Regions from separate parts of the Homo sapiens genome. Here region 2 is linked to region 1. A link is an interaction called in ENCODE POLR2A ChIA-PET data of the cell type or tissue named here. Cell type or tissue: Caco-2. All regions are shown on one strand. Each heading gives the region's core, and the rest is flanking DNA. Links, peaks and the distances in the headings are about the cores only. Region 1 has its middle 100 kb from the start of INO80D-AS1. Region 2 overlaps NRP2 (neuropilin 2).

Region 1 (5,379 bases), core at 326-5,325:
TAGACCATATGTCACCTCCACAGTACATAGAGGCCAAATATACTGTCCCACAATGCTTATTACTCTCAGTACCAATGTCTATTCTTGAAGACTAAAATCTTCCCTCCCCTTATTCCTTTAATTGCAGTCCTTTCTTTGTACTGGTCAACATTATACCTGCTCTTTCCACTGACTGTCACTCCTTAACCCATTGCAGTTTAGCTTTCACCTTGTTATTTGCCTGCAACTATTCTTTCTGAGGCCATCCATGCCCTTTGATGTCATTCTATTTAGCCTCTCTTGAACCAGTCAAGACTGATAACATTGCATTGTTTCTTTTCTCCACTTTATTCCCATATGATGCTTTTTCTGGGCTCTTTGTCAGTTCCAATTCTTCATCATCACTCCTCAGCCTTCTCTTTTGTTCTTACTCTGTACATGAGCTCCCAGTTTAGGATCCTTCTATGCCCTGGCTTAAACATTGACCTCCCTGGAGATTAACTTGAAAATTGTACCTACTGCTCTGATTACTCTCAAACTTTGGCCTCACATCTCCTGCTCCTTCCTGAGGACTCCCACCTTGATATCCAGCCATCATTCTAAATTTAGCTTGTCTAAATCCAAAGTTAACATCTTTTCCTTTTTGACCAGCTCTCACTGTGAACTTTTGCCTTTATTCACTTGCTCTTTTAATTATTCATTCTTTGAACAAATATGAAGACTCCCAACTCACACCAGTATCCGTAGTCATCTTGATTTCTCCCAGTGTTGCAGGTTTTCCTCACTTGCTGACCAAACTCATGCAATCATTTCCTAACAGATAACCCTCCGGAGGTTGCAGTGAGCCGAGATCACACCACTGCACTCCAGCCTGGGAGACAGAGCAAGACCTTGTCTCAAAGAAAATAAAAATAATAAAAATAAAAATCCTTATTGCTGGAGATAATGGTTCAATGCATATAGCAGAACCTGGATAAATTGTTGCCCATTATGATGCTAGAAGACGCCAAATAATATATTTGATTTTTTTTTGAGTGAGGGAGAATAAGGAACCTTCAAATATATCTTGGTATTCAAAATTGGCAATTTTTTCTATAACTCCAATTTGTCACAGAATATGTTAGATTGTCAGCATTTCATTAATCCGTGTTCTGTCTCCCCTAAAAATTGTGTGCAGAAAAAAGTATGCACAGAATATTAATCATTAAGAACATGCATCTAGCGCCTTTTTTGTTTTATTTAATTTTTATATACAGATAGAATAGCAGTGCCAAAATTGTATTTGAATTTTGGTATCAAAAGTATAATGTGATGTCCTGCTTGTGGATATTACCTACATTTCCCTCTGAAAATGATAAGCTTGAAGCTCTGTTTACTTGTATTATTATCACTTGTTTCTCTTATCATACTCCTGTTTAATTAACAGGTTACTTGACAAAATAAATGTATTCCTGAAAAGTTGGCAGTAAATCTGATTTATATTAATTAGTCATATTTTCTTATTGACACAAATTACCAAATTAGAGATGCTTTTTTTGGAAAGTGTTTTGGTTGTGAGACTAAATTAAAACCTTGCTTTAAAATGCAATGGAATAATGAAGTATTAAAATCACATCTTCTTAAGTATCTGGATAAAACAATGCTTTAAAAAATAAATTACTAAGATTTTAGCAATTCTTGATGCCACTGAACTAGTCTGGTAAAAAAAAAAAGTGTTTTTTTAAAGGCATAATTTCAGCTTCAGAATAGTAGCATTCTCAGTAGAAGTTTCAGTTTTGCTTTGGAACAATTTCTAACTGGTGCAGTTTTGTTTTGGTAAAAGCGAAAACTTGCGTCGCAATTTAGAAGTGGGTAGTCCACTAGAAGCAGCCTTGGACCGTGAGGAAATGGTTGAGCTCAAGCTGTTTCTCCAAAGTAGAAGTGTAACCTCGGAAAATCATCTCACCTTTCTGGACCTTCGGTTCCTCATCTGTAAACTAAGAGAATTAGGCCAGATTAGTAGTTTCTTTTTTCTTTCTTTCTTTTTCTTTTTTTTTTTTTTTTTTGAGACAGTGTGTCCGTCCCTGTGTTGCCCAGGCTGGAGTGCAGTGGTAGGATCTCGGCTCACTACAACCTCCGCCTCCCGGGTTCAAGCGATTCTCCTGCCTCAGCCTCCTGAGTAGCTGGGATTACAGGCACGCATCGCCAGGCCCGGCTAATTTTTTTGTATTTTTAGTAGAGACGGAGTTTTGCCATGTTGGCCAGGCTGGTCTCGAACTCCTGACCTCAAGTGATCCACCCACCTCGGCCTTCCAAAGTGCTGGGATCATAGGCGTTAGCCACTGTGCCCGGCCCATGTGGTTTTTTTGCTGTTAAAGGAAATGATATATACAGTGGTCTATTTCCAAGACAAAGTGCCTTGAATCAGCTTAGGTCAGCAAACTACAGAAGAAACAGCATATACTAGGCCTCTGCTTGGATAGCCAACACCTGCTTGTCGGCCTCCCCCCTCCCCCTCCAACCCCCTTAGTTGCCTTTACCCGAACCAAAGTTTAGTCTAAGATGAAAGTTTACTAGTCTGCAAGATAGCTCGCTTTGTCTATTCTTATCAGCCTGCCCAGCTACTTAGGTCCTAAGTCAAATACCCGAAGAGCCCCTGAGCTAACTAGGATTGCAATGCATTGTGGGCTGCAAAAAAAAAAATGCAGCAAGACAACCCTAAAGAAACCATCTAAATCCCCTACCCAACAATCATAGGCGATGTCTGGGAAGATTGTGACCCCATCGTCCTCAGCCTATGAGGAACTGGGGAAGGGACCTGCGCACTAGGGGACAAATTGCTTGTTGAAACTGTGCTGGGTGTTCCCATTCATCAGACACCCAATCTTGCAAGACCATCATTAAAAGTCTCACTTTCACGGTTCTCCCGGTCTCTTGAGTCCATTCTTTGGGTGTGGACAGGTGAGTTTTTTTCTCACAATGTCAAGTAGCATTTCCAGATCCCTGTGTTAGGAATGGTCTAAAGTGTCCTGTTATGCTGTGTCCAATGGGCTTTCACTAGCCCTTTGCCCATGGTAGATTCCCGTCTTAATGAACCAATACTGCCCATGTGACCTCTTTCCCTTGTGGGGACTCAGCTTGCTAATCAGAGCCCTTTTGACTATTTTTACGGACGTCTGCATGTCACTCTTCCCTCTCTTTCATAATCTTTCCCAAGAGACTCTTTAATTCCACCATGGCCTAGGGTAATGACTCCACCATGATGTCCTCGTCATCTGTGCAAGTCTCCACATAGGCCACATAGGCAAAGCTTAACCGCAACTGATCTAAGTCTTGGAATAGTGCCCTGTGATTGTCCCAGAACATGAGGAGATGCCCTAAGGCCATTTCCCACTCACCTCCCCATCTTCCATGGAGGCCGTCATGGGACACTCTCATTGTTTCTTGGGTTCTGATTGAGGTATGAGGCCTTGTCTTTACCCTTAGGGAATAGCTGCAGGCTATAAAATTGCTTAGTTGCAGCATGCCACAGGCTTCTCAGCTAGAGTGTGCTATCATCCATGCTGTCATCTGGCCACTTTTGTTTCAGTGTTGCCTTATGGGACAAAGGACATGAGGAACTGGCCTCTTTGTTTTTTGTTTTTGGGGTTGCTGTTGTTGTTTGATGTCTAAGCAATAAACTAAGTTCAACAGGGTATAAGTCTTGTTGTTTCTCTACTGGACAAATCTGCCAGCCTTGCTGGACACATGGCAGTTATCAGTGGACATGTTATATCTGTCCCTGCCACTCTTCCAATTTTTTTCCAAGTATGCTGCAGAAAAATTTTAAAAGTACTAACATGCTATGAAACAAATTAGATCGGAGAGTACTTTCCCAGATTGTATTTTAAAGGCATCTTCTCAGCTGTGGCCATTCCTCATTATTGGAAGCAACTTACTCATCCTTTCTGAAAAGTGTTTCCTCTGGAGCAAACTTGTAACCCAGTCACTGGTTGGTGTCACGAAAATGTTTGGAGTAGTTTCAGTACCATTAAGAATGTTTGGGGCCGGGCGCGGTGGCTCACGCCTGTAATCCCAGCACTTCGGGAGGCCGAGGTGGGCGGATCAGGAGGTCAGGAGATCGAGACCATCCTGGCTAACATGGTGAAACCCCGTCTATATTAAAAATACAAAAACAATTAGCTGGGCGTGGTGGTGGGTGCCTGTAGTCCCAGCTACTCAGGAGGCTGAGGCAGGAGAATGGCATGAACCAGGGAGGCGGAGCTCGCAGTGAGCTGAGATTGCGCCACTGCACTCCAGCCTGGGCAACAGAGCGAGACTCCATCTCAAAAAAAAAAAAAAAAAGAATGTTGTGGAATAATGACCTTGGAGCCTAAGTTCATCAGTTATTCAAGGACTAATTATCTGTTCTGTTTATTACCCTAGCTTCTCTGCTCTCCTAACTACTCCACTGACTGCTTGTCTTACAGACATTTTATGCTGTATAAGCACATGTGAGTAGGGGAAATAAGGAACTTCAGTCAGTACTGATGCTTCAAAAGTTGTAATTGAATAATTTAGGGGTAGGAGGCTTTTTATTTAAAAGATCTTTTTTTTTCTTTTTTTTTTTTTTTACATCCCCACCCCCTGGGAGGCTTTTTAAGGAACTAGTGGGATTTAGTTATTCTAGTAGTCCTAACGTTGCCTCGGTATTAATAAACAGTGCACAATATTCTTAAACGTTTATCTCTATTTGAAGTGTGGAATATCAGAGCTGGAAGGTTAATTTAGACTAACTCCCGTAATGCAAGAACCATCCTTCACGTGTGAAGTTTTCTAATTTTTTTTTTTTTTTTAGATGGAGTCTCACTCTGACACCCAGGCCAGAGTGCAGTGGTGTGATCTCGGCTCACTGCAACCTCCACCACCCGGGTTCAAGCGATTCTCCTGCCTCAGCCTCCTGAGTAGCTGGGACTACAGGCTACTAGTCCCAGTGCCACCACACCCGGCTAATTTTTGTATTTTTAGTAGAGACAGGGTTTCACCATATTAGCCAGGCTGGTCTCGAACTCCAGACCTTGTGATCCGCCTGCCTTGGACTCCCAAAGTGCTGGAATTACAGGCATGAGCCACTGCACCTGGCTAAGTCTTCTATCTTTACTCCCTCTCAAGTAGCCCATCCCATTACTGGATATCTCTATTAAGAACATATTATACTTAGATGAAATCTAGAAATTCCAGCCATTGGTGTGTATTCTGCATTTGGGGGTCACATATCGAGTATTACTTTTCTTCCCCACAATAAAGATCTGGGTTCTGCCATAGACTTGTTTAACAAATGTTTTAACTTCTCCGGCCTTCCATTTCTTTCTCTGTGAAAGAAAGAAGTTGAATAATAGTATTTAAAGTATCTTGTAGGTTTTTTTTTTTTTTTTTTTTTTG
Region 2 (5,379 bases), core at 285-5,284, 270 kb after region 1:
TTTGAGGAGGATAATAGACACTCTAAGCATAAAAAACACAACCAACCAGAAATACTCGATAAACTGGGTGTTTACTGTCAGGAAGTGTCCTCTGGGGCTCACACTGAAATATAACTAGGTGATGTCAATACACTGATCTGAGCCTGCAGCGATGCCTTTATCCGCAGCTCCTGTAGGGGGCCTCTCATTGAGTCTCTTTATTGATGACAGCATTCTGGAAAGAGGCAAATGTCTGATTTGGAAGAAGTGCCATGCAAATAAATGCGGATGGAGGAGTTGCAACTTTCTTCAGCACCAGACAGAAAATTCCAGTATCTCCTACCTATCCATCCATCACTTCCTACTTTCCACCTTGTGCTGTGCTTTGGCAGGGTAGGGACTAGGAACACACGAGGGCAAGGGCTAACCTTTGCATGGGTTCTGTGGAGGCTCTAAGCAGCGAATCTCAGAGGCTCTGCACCCCATCATTCATATGCATGGCAGCAGCAGGTCAGGCCGAGTTTTCAATGGGCAGCTAGTCCTGGAGGGATGAGCTGGGGCTGCCTCCCCCAGCTTTGTTTATGATTGGGCTTCGGACTCCTGAGGGCCTCCTCAATGGCCCGGGATGAGGCAATTCAGCAAAGCCAAGCCAGCTGGCGGGTCTTCAGGGGGCCAAGAGGAATTTTGAAAAGGTTAGAGTTTATGGCTGCTGTGCAGCATTCTTCATGCGGGCCACTCAGCTGAGCCTCACACATGGTTGTGAGGAAATTAACTCTCTATTCACTTCTTGCTTGAGAGCTAGAAAGAGCATCCTGACATGCCCTCTTAGAGCTTGCTCTATTGTCATTCCCTTAGAAGGCAAGGGGAATGTCCACCCCCCTGGGAGTGGGGAATTTTCTGGCGGAATCTTTCTTTGGTTCCTGTCATTGGTAGGGCACAAGTGCTTCCACGATGGACATCTAGTGAGTCTAAGAGAGGCTTGGAGAATGTGAAATTTGAAAGTATCCATAGTTCCCAGGGTCCTGAGCTCCTGCATTTGACTGAAAAGAAACTTCAACCTTAGGTACTTAAGGCAAAAAAAAAAAAAAAAAAAAAGAAAGAAAAAAGCATTTCTGATATATGGCTATAAATGGGTATATCCTTTGGCTTATTTTGAAGGCGGTGGAAAAACTTTTGTCCAGTTTTATCTATTTTTATGCAGAAAAATAAAACCTGTCTGTTAACATCATGCATTCATCTCTAATCGTACCATCTCACTGTTTGCAGCATCACAAAAGCAGCTGAATAGCAGATGCCAGGAAGAGATCTCAGAAAAGGAGGCAGAAGCTGGCTGGCTCTTGCAGACATCTGCCTTATCCAAGATCCTTTTCTGAGATGTGTTAGAAGGTTTAAAGGTTAAACGAAGAACTCAAGTCAACAAATACTCAAGCCCACTCAAGGCTAAGATTGTCTACAGAAGCTGGGGGATTTGGGTTGCAGCGAATGATTTCATAGGAAAAGACTCTGCTATGAAAAATGTCCACTCTGTTTTTCCGCTGTGAATTTTACAATAACTCTGCAAGTAGAAGAATCTATAGGTATCAAGACATTTAAAACACAGTGGATTTACCCAAAGCTGAGTTTGCCTTCCCCGCAGAAGGTGAATTCAGTTCCTGAATTCAGGAAGTGGAGGCAGTAGGCACTCCGAGTTTTCTCTACCTCTGTGAATGACCCCAAAAATGTCAGTTTCTGAAGTGTCACAGGCAAACAGGAAAGAAAACCTAATCTTGAACTTATGGTTAAAGGAGCTTCTGGAAAAAACCAAACACACACACACACACATTTTCCACTGATTTTGTTTTCAATGTGACATTTTACGTTTAAAAATTCCTTTTTTTTTTTTTTGTTTCTGTTCTGCTCATGGTATCTTGATTTGAGATCTTTTAAGTATGTAAGTTGTTCTGGCTTACCCTTTTAAATGTAGACAGTCTGGTAACATATAGAATCTTTTATACACCACTTCACTTAGGGCAGACATGAACCTTCCACGCCAGCCACATGCCCTGGTCTGCACTCACACTGTGGGTCCTACAGCAGAGCCTCACCAGGGTAATGTACCATCGAAGGCTTCTAGAGCCCTCTGTATGGCTATTTGCGTATCTGTGTTTACAGTTTCCCCCGCTTCTTCCTCTCTATGAATCCGACTAGCAAACATAGCTGTGTTTGTTTGGATTTCTTCAGCATGTCCACCCATTTCTTTCATGTTCTGTGGATGACGTAAACTTTGTATATTTTCTCTCCTGACTCCAACAATGGAAATGTGGGTATAGGACAAGGCACCTGCATGAATGCTCATTTTTCTAAACTTCTCTGTTTTGAATTTTGCTCCCTTGCACATTTCTGCACTTTATACAAGGTTGACTTTTTTTTTTTTTTGAGATGGAATTTCGCTCTTGTCGTCCAGGCTGGAGTGCAATGGCATGATCTCGGCTCACTGCCACCTCCTCCTTCTGGGTTCAAGTGATTCTCCTGCCTCAGCCTCCCAAGTAGCTGGGATTACAGGCACGTGCCACCATGCCCGGCTAAGTTTTGTATTTTCAGTAGAGACCAGGTTTCGCCATGTTGGCCAGGCTGGTGTCAAACTCCTGACCTCAGGTGATCCGCCTGCCACAACCTCCCAAAGTGCTGGGATTACAGGTGTGAGCCACTGCGCCCGGCATATATAAGACTGACTGTCATGCGGACAGTTGCTCTTCCAGCAGCAGGTGGGTATGACGGCAGGTACGAGTGGCCCTGAGAAGTCTATGGGCTCTCATCTGCTCTCTTACATTGCCAGGAGTGTGGCTGTTGTTGGCAGGGCTTTCTCTTACAATCTCTTCACTAGGCAACCCCAATCCTTAAAGCAGGCCACCCCATTTCTCCAAGCTGAAGCCACCTAGCTCCGTTGGCTGGCACCATTGTTTCTAGGCAGTTCACAGACTTGTTGCTTCATTTGAAATCCTGCTTCAGCATGTCCTCAAGACAGCGATATTGAATTATGATACCCTCTTACATGTTTTATCTTTTAATATCCTCCTTTCAAATTTGCATGATGGATAGAGTGAACATTGACTTTTCCTGTGGCTTTCTGGAGAATGTAGCATGATGCCTTGTGAAATACTAAGTTGGGTGGTGTGAGACCAAGGCTGAGTTTTCATGGCCCTGCTCACCCTTGTTCTGACTTCCCTTGGCCAGCTTCCTGGAAGATCTTGCTTGGAGCTGTTTTCCTTTCATGGCCAGCACAGTGCAGCCGAGTGGCAGCATTAGCACTAGGGACCTTGCTATTGAATAGATTCTCTGGAGCCCCTCGATTGCTAAGCCACTTGACTGCTCCCCCATTTTCATAACCACCACATGTCAATTGTACCTTTACTTTGCACTTATTCATTCTGCCTCATATCATAGTTTTCCTTTCAATTTACATACATACTCATCCAATAACATCACCTGCGAATCTGTTACGTGCAAAGGGTTTGCACACCTGCCTCTCCAACCCGAAGAGAGCAAGCATCCCCTTTTATTTCTTTCTCTTTTATTCTCCCCACTGCTCGGCAGCAGAGGATGCTCCACTGGTGCTGGTGGCATTGATCTGAATTTTGCACAAGACTCAGGGGAATATGGATCAAGCTATTCAGGGGCCTCACAACAGCTTGAGCCACTGGACACACAGATTGTCAGCCCCTGTGACCTCATCATAGTCAGGAGCATGAAAACCCAAGGCAGAGAAACCTTCTTGGGACCTGTGCCCTGCAGCAGCCTGGGCTGCCACTCTTGCATGACACAGTCCCCTTGCCCCACCCCTTCATTTGATTCCACGTTCTTGTTCTCGGGCAGACAAATCCGACAAATATTTAGACAGAGTGGATATAAAAAGTGCTTTCAGCAGCTACCACTTCCTTTCAAGAGCTGTTTAGTGAAAAAGAAAATATATATGAATAGTTCCCCTCACACTGAACTCAACAGGCGCCGGTCTTGGGCCTCTTGATGACAAGGCTGACAACCTCCCCTCGAACCAGACTCCATCCACGAGTTGTAAAACTTGGGCTGCTGGGGGGAGAGGGGAGACACACACATAGATGGAAGGGGAGCCTCTGAGGAAGGGAGTGGGTGGTGGGTGGGGAGGACTGGAGGACATGCTTCCCTTAGCCTCGAGATAACAAGCTCCACACATCACAGAAGAGGACACACCACTGGGAGAGCTTGAGTGTAGCTGATGAAGCGGGGTCTTGTGAATAAAAGTCTGCTGTATTTAGTTTTGGAAATGAGCACTGGCCCATATTCTCAGGCCCTAAAGTAATCTAAGGGGGACCTGATGGAAATCAAGCAGTCAACTTAAAGCAAGTGCAGTGCCCTCTGACTCTTTTTCTGCTATTTTTTGATTGCTTTTCAGGGAGTCAAGTTCATTGGCATTTAGAGAGTAGGGGTTCAATGGACAGAGGTGGTAACATGGACTGCCAAGGGGAATTTCTAGGAACCTTATTTTAATTTAAAAGCTATGGTGTGACCCCATTTGGGAGGTCATGGCAAGATCTTTAGAGACTCCAAACAATGAAAAGATTATGTCCTCAGCCCCATGTAGTTCCAAATAAAGACATCATTAGACCATGAAGTAATCGTGAGAAAGTCATCAGAGTTTTGCTTTTTCCCATGAAGATTATTTTGATTTTAAAAAACATACAAAAATCCAATTCTTTCAAGAAGTGTTTTTCTGTTTGTCTAATACCACAAACAATGGCTGTTTTGACCCCACCCCCACCCCCCCGCCCACAGCCCGCCCCCTTAAGCTGGTGGATAATCTGAGCTGGCTCTTCTTCTCATGATGTTTGTGGGTTCACCTTGAACCTCTCACCATGCTCAAGCTGGATGACACTGTCACCCTTACCCAGTGCCTCAGCCCACTGGGTGCTGTCCCTCCTTCTTCTCTAAGACGCCCATCTCCCGGCCCCTACGTGTGACCACACTGACCTGTCTTGAAGATCTCGTAGCGCAGAGAGAAGCCTGCCCCCTGCCGGGCGTAGTCGGAGGTGAACTTGATGTAGAGCATGGAGCCCGAGGAGATGATGGTGGGCGGGGCGATGTTCCCACAGTGTTTGCCCAGGAGGTCTGCGGATTCACTGTCCCCATCCCGAATCTCGATAAAGTCATACCTGGGTGGGGATGGCACAGACAAGAAAAGATCACTCGAAGGACATGAGAAGGACCACTGTGTCGCTCCCACTTATGTCTCTCTATTCATTTGCAGAAGTTAAGGTGTTTCAGATGGATAAGCGAAGGGCACTTATGTCTGCTTGTACAGACTGGCAAACAGAGATACTGCAGGTCGTTGTGCTTTGTGAAAGCCACAGAGTGAATAAACACATGGCTGGAAGGCCTTATCTCTTG

Evidence for each region. Peaks named below come from ENCODE experiments on the same cell type or tissue, not always from the same donor. Only the 100,000 strongest peaks of a DNase experiment are listed, where the experiment ranks them.
Region 2: POLR2A ChIA-PET joins it to region 1 with 7 read pairs; 2 of 35 experiments call an interaction of 5 or more read pairs at or near these places.

Annotation. Positions count from the first base shown.
Region 1 is chr2:205,981,010-205,986,388 of GRCh38, reverse strand. No RefSeq gene overlaps it. Among named protein-coding and RNA genes, the nearest start is that of INO80D-AS1, 100 kb to the left of the region's middle. In Caco-2, for the core only: no CTCF peak of the experiment used is centred there; a DNase peak (open chromatin) is centred at 2,468.
Region 2 is chr2:205,715,958-205,721,336 of GRCh38, reverse strand. NRP2 (neuropilin 2) reads right to left here. Exons shown (of 17, transcript NM_003872.3): 3 at 4,963-5,144. Among named protein-coding and RNA genes, the nearest start is that of NRP2, 36 kb to the right of the region's middle. RefSeq lists enhancers at 1-528, 529-1,094. In Caco-2, for the core only: no CTCF peak of the experiment used is centred there; no DNase peak of the experiment used is centred there.